Regions from separate parts of the Homo sapiens genome. Here region 1 is linked to region 2. A link is a contact called in ENCODE Hi-C or POLR2A ChIA-PET data. All regions are on one chromosome and are shown on one strand. The core of a region is the stretch at or near the end of the contact, and the rest is flanking DNA. Distances in the headings are between cores, read along the strand shown. Region 1 overlaps NR6A1 (nuclear receptor subfamily 6 group A member 1). Region 2 has its middle 39 kb from the start of NEK6.

Region 1 (4,774 bases), core at 1,429-3,928, 400 kb before region 2:
AGGAAGGGCACTAATGCAATGTGACAGATCTGGAGCAAAACCCAGAGCACTGCGCAAGCTGCAGAGCCTCCACCAATGGCAAGCTCAAATCACAAAGTCTGACTGAATAATATTTGATATCTCAAAGAGCTGTTTCATGTTTTTTAGAAACACTAATTGTTTTAGGGGACCTATTTTCTTGATTTCAGCTTTTGGGAAATAGCCTCATGGTCCTATGAAAGTAGTCAGTGTGTCCTAGGATAACTCCCGTCCCAGCGTTCTGTCTCTGCACATTCTCAGGCTAAGCAGGGACATGATGCCAACAGAGATTTTAAGAAAAGATACCTAATATGAAACTAATTGGAGTGGCTGGATATTACCCATTCAGAGGGAGAATGAAATAGAAAAGGTGTCTTTTCAGTATTCAGCTTAGTATTCGAAAATTGACCTGAAGAAGTTCAGATGGTAACATTCTCATCTGTCTGAGGACAGGATGCTTTGGTTTGCTAGCCTAGCTTACCCACGGCTGTGATCCCACTGCTGCCACCATGTACCGGGAAACTGCCACAGCCCTCAAGAACGATAGAACTTATCATCATTTGCCTGGAAGGAAATCTTTGCAAAGAGAAGAGTACATTAACTCTTGCCCCTGTGAGTCACCATACCTTTGAAGTCTTGGTAATTACTAATTGTTGCCACCAGTATGGCATGGTAGTTAAGAGCTTGTAGTACTCCGACATTCCTGGGTTCATATTCTAGCTCTGCCCTTTACTAGCTGTTTGACTTTGGGCAACTTAACCTCTGAGCCTTAGTTTATCTCTGAAATGGGAATAATAAACTTACATTCAGACTTAAAAGACTCTGGTGAGGTGATACATGTAAAACAGTTAACACTGGTGCCAGGCACAAAGTAAGGGCTTAATAAAGGTAGAAGAAAAAGTGTGGAGAAAGGGGAGGAGGCTTATGTTGTCTGTCAAACAGATGTTAGTGGGTGGTTAGACATCCATTCTTCTTTAACTTTCTGGTCTAAGCAGAGATAAGTAGTTTTTCCTTCAAGACCCCATATAGTACAGCTGAGGTAGGGCTAGAACAGCTAAAACAGGCTTCCCTCACTAAATATTCAGGGGGTAGGGAGGAGAAATTAAGACAGGATATTATGATTCTAAGTAATTGGACTCAGGCTGGGTGTGGTGGCCCATGCCTGTAATCCCAGCACTTTGGGAGGCCTAGGTAGGAGCATCACACGAGCCCAGAAGACCAGCCTGGGAAACAGAGTGAGACCCCATCTCTTAAAAAAAAAAAAAAAAATTAGCCAGGCATGGTAGCTCATGCCTGTAGTCCTAGCTAGTTGGGAATCTGAGGTGGGAGGATCTTGAGCCCGCGAGGTCAAGGCTGCAGTGAACTGTGATCATGTCACTACACTTCAGCCTGGGTGACAGAACAAGACCTTGTCTCAAATAAATAAATAAATAATAATAATAATAATTGGACTCATGAGACATACACTATCCTCTCAGTCCTCTGAAAGGAATCTCCTTTCCTTCCTAGCTCTTTGCTTGCCTGAATGGCCTCCTTTCCCCCAAACTCTTTGAAAACTCAGAACTGTCCAAAGATCAAGTCTTGACACCTTGCCATCATATCCCTACCTTCCTTCAAGTCACTTCATTTTGACAGTTTCCCTTTCTTGTCCTGCCATGACCTCTGCAGAGGGCTGGCTGATAAGAGAGGCAGAGACAATCCTGCCAACCTCTACAGGGATAGACCTCTTATTTGGCACACTGTGGAGGGAAATATACTTCTGGATTTTTAGTAGTATTGCCTGGCCCTGAGTTCATCATAGCCTCCTTGTTATGCTTCTGTAGTTTTATTACATTGTGAGTCTTCTGAGGGACCCCAACAACCATTGGTTTATAGACCATTTTCCAAGGTCCATTTCTCTCTGCAAAATCCCTTTTTCAAATTGAACCCGTTCAGACATTGTGCCCTGCTTGTGCAGGATCTACACCTCTGTGAGAAGTTCATTCCTCCACCCCCATTGAAGCCAGAATTGAGCTCAATTTCCTACTCTTTTTTTTTTAAGGTTTTCCAGTGTTTTTGTTGCTCTACCCCATTCCCAAAACCTGTTTCTTTATGGCTTGTGACTTTTCCTGATAGTCTTTATCCTCTGTAGGTGCCCAAATCCTGAAAAAATATATCAAGTATCAAAACAAAAGTCCCAAATACGTTATAGTGGTTCAGTATTTGTAGTTTGCTTAACTTTTATTTTATTTAACAGCTATTTCTAAGACATTTCTCCTCAGAGAATGTGATTAAGTAAAGTTATCTCAACTAGGCATCAGGATTTGACACACAGTGTTTCAATTAACAGCTGAAAAGCCATAATCTTTTTAGCAGTGAGCAACAGAAAATGTCAAAGAAACTTTGCTGTTTTGCCGGTCTGAACCTAGTTTTCCATCTGGAAAACGGGACTTAGGGAGATCACCGACATTGTCAACCCAGTTTAGTGTGAAGGACATGGGATATTACACACAGAACCAATTCTTGTTGCAGTTCTGTAAACCCTAGTCAGTGTAAACTGGAGAAGAGCGTGGGAAAATACTGGTTGGTCATGCCAGACTTTTGTTTTCTTCTCACTCTGTCACCCAAGCTGGAGTGTGGTGGTGTGATCTCAGCTCAGTGCAACCTCTGCCTCCCAGGCTCAAGCGATCCTCTCACCTCAGCCTGCGAAGTAGCTGGGACCACAGCTGCATGCCACCATGCCCGGCTAATTTTTTTGTATTTTTGTTAGAGACGGGGTTTCACCATGTTTCCCAGGCTGGTTTCAAACTCCTGGGCTCAAGAGATCAGCCCGCCTCGGCCTCTCAAAGTGCTGAGATTATAGGCACGAGCCACCATGCTCGGCTGTTATTTTCTTGGTTGCTTGCCTGGTGCTGGGAATGCCTGTGGCTTTTTAGCACAATGATTGCCAAAAATTAACCACCTTCCTCCCCTGCCCCCTCAAAAACATTTCTGTGTGGCTTATGGTTTAGGTTTTATCTCTTGTCATTTCTCTTCAGTTTTTCTGTACAAAATGAAATGCTAGATTCATTTACAGTATGTTCAAATTAAACTTTTAAAAAATTTGCTATTATTTTTCATATTAGTAAGAAGCATTTCCTTTTTTTCCTTTTTCTTTTTTTTTGAGACAAGGTCTTACTCTGTCACCCAGGCTCCAGTGCAGTGGTATGGTCACAGCTCACTGCAACTTCAACCTCCTTGGCTGAAGTGATACTCCCACCGTATCCTCCTAAGTTACTGGGACTGCAGGCTTGCACCACCACCACACCCCACTCATTCTTTTTTTTTTTTTTTAAAGATATTGGGTCTCACTGTGTTTCCTAGGCTAGTCTCAAACTCAAGGACTTAAGTGATCCATCTCGGCCTCCCAAAGTGCTGGGATTATAGGTGTGAGCCACCACTTCCAGCCTAATAAGCATTTCTTGAATCCCCAATGTATGCTAAGCATTTTTTGAGCTACTGAAAAGGAAGTTTCTTCTTGTGTCAGGGAATCTATGCATATCCATAATGATGTGACTTTTAGCCAGACTGTGTAAGGAACAAAAAGCATGTTTTATGTCAGATTTCTTAAGTGCACATTTATTCAAAAAGTTAAAGAATTTTAAAAAGGAGTATACTTTGCAGGCAAAGCCCCTGGTCATCACTGTACTTGTGATCACTGTTTGGTTATTACTCCTGGAATCTTGAAGTCTTGGTACATTTTTACCACTGTATCTATTGAGTTAGTTGTGTTTCGATCTGGGCTCTGGGTGCTTTATTTGCTAGCAGTAGCTGTGGCCTAATCTGAACATCATTTTTCTTTTTTCTCCAAAGAGCATGGTCCCTACTCTGTCTGCCTCACATGATAGTTAGGAGGATGAAATAGAGAAATGCAAGTTAAAGCCCCTCCCAAGGGCAGAGCATTATATAAGTGTAAAATAGGCATGGTTTTGTAAGGATGTATCTTTTTAAACCTTTTTTTTTTTTTTAAACAATGAGACATGTTTCACATATCATAATTTACTCTGTACAGTTGAGCGATGTTTGGTATATTTACCAAGTTTTGCAACCATTACCACAAATCAGTTTTAGAACATTTTCATCATCTTAATAAGGACCTTTCTGCCCTTTTACTGTTAAACCCAGCAATCCTTAATCCTACTGTCTCTATAGATTTGTCTTTTCTGGACATGTCATATAAATTGAATTATACCATATGTATTATCTGTGTCTTGCTGCTTTCACGTAGCATGGTGGTTTTGAAGTTTGTCCGTGCCATAGCACTTGAGTAGTCAGTTCCTTTTTGTGCTGAATATATTCCAGTGTATGGATATGCCATACATTTTATCTATCCATTCACCAGTTGATGAGCATTTGTGAATAATGCTACTATGAACATTCACATGCAAGTCTTTGGACATATGTTTTCATTTCTCTTGGGAATAAGGGTATATCTTTTAATTATAAAAGTACTTCATGCCTATTCTGAAAAATTATTTATTTACGGAAGTATAAAACTTGGTAAATCAAAGTTACCTCCTTAATTCAACTTCTCAGAGGTAGTGATGTTAATAATAATCATTATCATCTTCTATATCTTCTGAGCATTTGCTATATGGCAGGTACCTTATTTATATATATTCATTTATATTGTGCTACCTTATTTGTGTGTAATCAGTTATATTTATATATGTATATAAAACAATAAAACAAATTAATTGAATTTTCTTTTTTTTGGAGATGAAGTTTCGCTCTTGTT
Region 2 (4,516 bases), core at 1,088-3,587:
GCACACAGGACTGCCCAGCACACTTGCCCACGATGCACACTGCAGGGGCTGAGAACGTGTTGGGAAAAGCAAAGAAATACTTGGCAGTGTCCCCAGGACTCTGGGGATATGATTAACTGTTGATCAGAGTTTCATGGACTGAACACACATACGCTTCCAGGGAACACACTGAACACACATACGCTTCCAGTGTGACCTGCTCCGTGAGTGTGGCTTCAAATTGTCTCCACCACAGGCCAACAAATTTAGGACAAGCCTCCCTCCCCATGCTGCAGTGGAGGAAACGGAAGCTTTAGGAAGAGAAGTGCCTTCTACAAGCTCCACGGCTGGAAAATGGGCAAAGTCAGGACTCAAACCCTGGTGACTCCAGGGCCCCAGGCCTGGGAAAAAGGTGAGAAGTCAGGTGTCAGGTGTTACCCTTGGGAGCAGATGCTGGTTATTGATCTGAGTTGGAGGCCCTGGGTAAAATTCTGAGAAGGAGAGCGGCGTTGAGCTTGAGTGAGGCTGACTGGGGAGAGAGCTGTTGATGGTGAAATGGGAAGGGGGCATAGTGTAATGGTTAAGGGTGGGACTTAGGAGCCCAACAGTTTGGTTCAGATCAGCTCTGCCATTTACTAGTTGCGTGACTTGATCTCTCCATGCCTCAGTTTTCTCTTCTGTTAAATAGGAGTCATAGTGATCACAGTACTTGCTTCATAGAACTGTCATGAGAACTAGCGTGTTGCATAAGCGATTGCTAGGATCATTGTTGAGTCCTTACGCTGAGCCAGTACTCTACCAAACACTCTACCTACATTATCCTATTTCATTCTTAAAAACAAAATATCGGCCGGGCACTGTGGCTCACGCCTGTAATCCCAGCACTTTGGGAGGCTGAGGCAGGTGGATAACGAGGTCAGGAGATGGAGACCGTCCTGGCTAACACAGTGAAACCCCGTCTCTACTAAAAATACAAAAAATTAGCTGGGCGTGCTTGCAGGCGCCTGTAGTCCCAGTTACTTGGGAGGCTGAGGCAGGAAAATGGCCTGAACCCGGGAAGCGGAGCTTGCAGTGAGCCGAGATCGCGCCACTGCACTCCAGCCTGGAAGACAGAGTGAGATTCTGTCTCAAAAAAAAATATCGGCCAGGCGCGGTGGCTCACACCTGTAATCTCAGCACTTTGGGAGGCCAAAGTGGGCGGATCACCTGAGGTCAGAAGTTGGAGACCAGCCTGGCCAACATGGCAAAACCTCGTCTCTACTAAAAATACAAAAATTAGCCGGGTGTGGTAGCACATGCCTGTAATCCCAGCTACTAGGGAGGCTGAGGCAGGAGAATTGTTTGAACCCAGGGGGCGGAGGTTGCAGCAAATCGAGATCACGCCACTGCACTCCAGCCTGGGCGACAGAGGGAGATTCCATCTAAAAAATAAAAAAATAAATTAAAAAAGGTCCTTTTTATTCCCATTTTTACATGTGAAAATACTGAAGCTCTGAGACATAAAGCAACTAGGTTGAGGACGAGCATCAGTAGGAAGTAGAATATGACTGCAAAGTCCTATCCCTGGGCGGCTGCACCATTCCCTGTTTTGTTTCTCAGTCCTTCCATTGGAAGACAAGCCCCTGTATTAAATCCCTTCTGTTCAAAACCTAGGGCATTTCAGGCTTCCTGATGAGATGCTGCCTGATACAGTAGTTACTGTTTATTGTGGGTTTCCTGGGAACGGGCACTCTTCTATGCACTTTACATACAGTAATGTATCTAATCATGCCCTGCTCATCCTATGCATTAAGTGCTATGATCTCACTCGACAGCAGAGGAAGGAGAGGGGAAGCCACTTGCCTGGGATCCTGCAGCTCATGAGGGGCAGAGCTGGGGTTTGAGGACATGAGGTTCAAATCCAGAATCCACATCCTGACCCATGGCAGGAGACCACCCTACTTGCTGTTGGCCATCACTACTGCCAGGCAGCAGCCAGCCCACCAGAGCCTGGCCCTGGTGGCAACCAGTTAGCCTCTGTGACCTCCCCATCTGACTCCATCTTCCCCCTCTGCTGTGGACCTTGTCTAATTTCTACCCACTTCAGAGACTAGGACAAAGATGGCATCTCCAAGGCATTCTCTTCTCCAAGCTGAAGACCCCTGTGTCTGGGAGGGGCTGGGAGGTGAGGTGGGGCCTTCCTGGAGGATACTAAAAGGGCTCCTAACCCTGGTGTCTCTTCCCTCCCAGCCTGTCCCTCTTATGCCACTCATGGCATCAATCCGTCCAGAGGGACACTCCGATGACTCACCCACCACAGCACTTTCACTTCCTTCTTCTCCAGAGGAGGCGTCTGACCTGCTGCAGCTGCACTGAAGGGCCTCTTCTCAGGGGCTTCCAAGGCTATAGGGGGCGGCCAGGGGCCCTGCTGCAGCCTTGAGGTCCAGGCCTGGGGCCTAGAGTGCTGCCTCTGTAGGGAGCAGAGTGACCGGAGGGGCTTTGGGCCTCCTTGCTAGAGACTGGCTTCAGCTGAACCCTGTCCAAATTGTCAGTCACCCTCAACACCCATGCAGGGTTGGCACACAGGGAGATGGACCTTGAGTTTTTTTTTGAGACAGAGTCTCACTCTGTCGCCTAGGCTGCAGTGCAGTGCAGTGGTGCGATCACAGTTCACTGCAGTCTCCACTAACGGGGCTCAAGCAATTCTCCCACCTCAGCCTCTCGAGTAGCTGGGATGACAGGTGCATGCCACAACGCCCAGTTAATTTTTGTAGAGATGGGGTTTTACCATGTTGCCCAGGCTGGTCTTGAACTCCTGGGCCCAAGCGATCCGCCCACCTCAGCCTCCAAAAGTATTGGGATTACAAGGGTGAGCCACCATACCCAGCTGACCTGGAGTTTTAAAGCTGGAGTTGTATCTCTCATACTTCCTGATGGCATTGAAGGGACCCATATTCATTCATTCACTCATTCATTTACTCCTTTATTCCCTCATGTAACAAATCTGTCCTGGGCTTCTATATACCAAGCAGTCCCTAGGGTACCAAGAAACCAGGGCTCGCCCTCTGCCCATGAGGAGCTCATGGCCCATCTATGGGTGGGGGTTGTGGGAGTGGCGGGTAGCAGGGCGGATCCATAAATAGAAAACCCCGGTACAGTGAAAGCGGGCCTTGGAGAGGGCTGGGGAAGCCCAGGCAGTGCAGTGGTTGTGGTTAAGTCACAGGGCACCGCAGGGTGGACCTAGGATTTGTGAAGTCTGAAGCTTTTCAATTTTGGAAGCCCCATCTGTAGAAACAGAATACAAAATTAGATTCAAAAGCATTTATTTAGAAGGAGAAAACAAAACCCAAGACAGTATCAAGGGCTTGGAGATACTTCTGAGATCCCTTCACACAGTTTACCAGAAATGTTTACATGGAAATGCTTCCTCATTACAAGCTGGTTTCCCTCTCTCCCTAGAGTACTCTATAGCTCCCAGCTACTCCAGGGGTGCTGGGAAGGGCAAGGCTGAAAATGAAGCTTTGCTAGGGTCACAATGCAGCCTCCTTGGAGCAGGCAAGTTGCACAACACTGATCCCATCCCAGTCTCAGAGGATAGTGCATGGTTCAATGACCTAGCTGTGGAGTCAGACCTGGGTCACACTCCCCACTCAGCCATTTTCTGACTATGCCACCTTGGGGAAGTTGCTCATCTCTGAGCCTTGGTTCACTCGTCTGTAACATGAAGCTATTGATAGAACCACACATTGTGTTTTTGTAAACATTCAATGAGATCATCCATGCAGAGCAGTTCATAAACATGAAGCACTGGATGAACGCCACTGTCACAGTGAATGCCACTATTCATGATGAAGGTCTGTGGCTGTCTTGTCCTGCCTCTCTCTCTCTCTCTCTCTCTCTCTGTGTGTGTGTGTGTGTGTGTGTGTGTGTGTGTGTGTGTGTGTGGTGGGTGGTCAGGGAAGGCTTCCCAGAAGAGGTGACATTGGTGTTGGGCCCTAAAGGAAAATGTAGAGAAGGGCATTCCAGGCAAAGAGAATGGTGCATGAAGTGACTGGTGTCTTGAGGAAGGGAAGAAGCCCAGCCAGCCAGGAGCAACCTAGAGGGATTCTCTAGCCTCTGGGTGGCCATATTAGGGCTGGGCCTGAGCTTCCCAGGCCCTCCTGGTTGCAGCCCCAAGGCTGCAGCCTGGCAGAGGCCAACTGTTGTGTCTGGGTGGGTGGGGGGTGCCCAGCTTGGTCTCTGCTATGCTGGCAGAAGTTTCAGCCTCTCACCTCTCTGCCTCCCCTGTTTCCGGTCCTCCACTTCCTTCCCCTCCACAGACCACAGAGGCGTTTCAGAGGAAGCTGCTACTTATTTTAGCAGTAATCCCCGGACACCCCCACCCACAGCTGCCCCTGGCCCCCTTACAAGGCACCAAGTCACCCTCTGAGCCCCAGCCCACGGCACTCATAAGTGAGGAACAGGCCCTGTCCCCGGGCCAGCCCTGTGCACCCCTTCCCCACAGCACAACAGGGAGCCTTGAAGCTGGGAGATGTGGCTCCAAGTCCGGCTGTGACAC

What was found. Hi-C counts contacts between places; a loop is a spot of excess contacts on that map. ChIA-PET counts read pairs that join two places held with the same protein, here RNA polymerase II (POLR2A). Pooled maps may share reads with other maps.
Region 1: a pooled map shows a loop between it and region 2 (4-fold over the local background). The contact joins two enhancer-like sites. A Hi-C loop is called at or near these places in 1 of 37 single-sample maps with no recorded cell type and 2 of 50 pooled maps. POLR2A ChIA-PET finds 5 or more read pairs at or near these places in 1 of 52 experiments (activated naive CD4-positive, alpha-beta T cell).

Annotation. Positions count from the first base shown.
Region 1 is chr9:124,620,040-124,624,813 of GRCh38, reverse strand. All of the region lies in intron 2 of NR6A1 (nuclear receptor subfamily 6 group A member 1), which reads left to right. Among named protein-coding and RNA genes, the nearest start is that of MIR181A2HG, 36 kb to the left of the region's middle. Within about 2 kb of position 2,678, at least 2 of the 41 ENCODE cell types and tissues checked have a DNase peak (open chromatin) inside an H3K27ac peak, as active enhancers do.
Region 2 is chr9:124,216,637-124,221,152 of GRCh38, reverse strand. No RefSeq gene overlaps it. Among named protein-coding and RNA genes, the nearest start is that of NEK6, 39 kb to the left of the region's middle. RefSeq lists enhancers at 2,044-2,403, 2,974-3,133, 4,043-4,122. Within about 2 kb of position 2,337, at least 16 of the 41 ENCODE cell types and tissues checked have a DNase peak (open chromatin) inside an H3K27ac peak, as active enhancers do.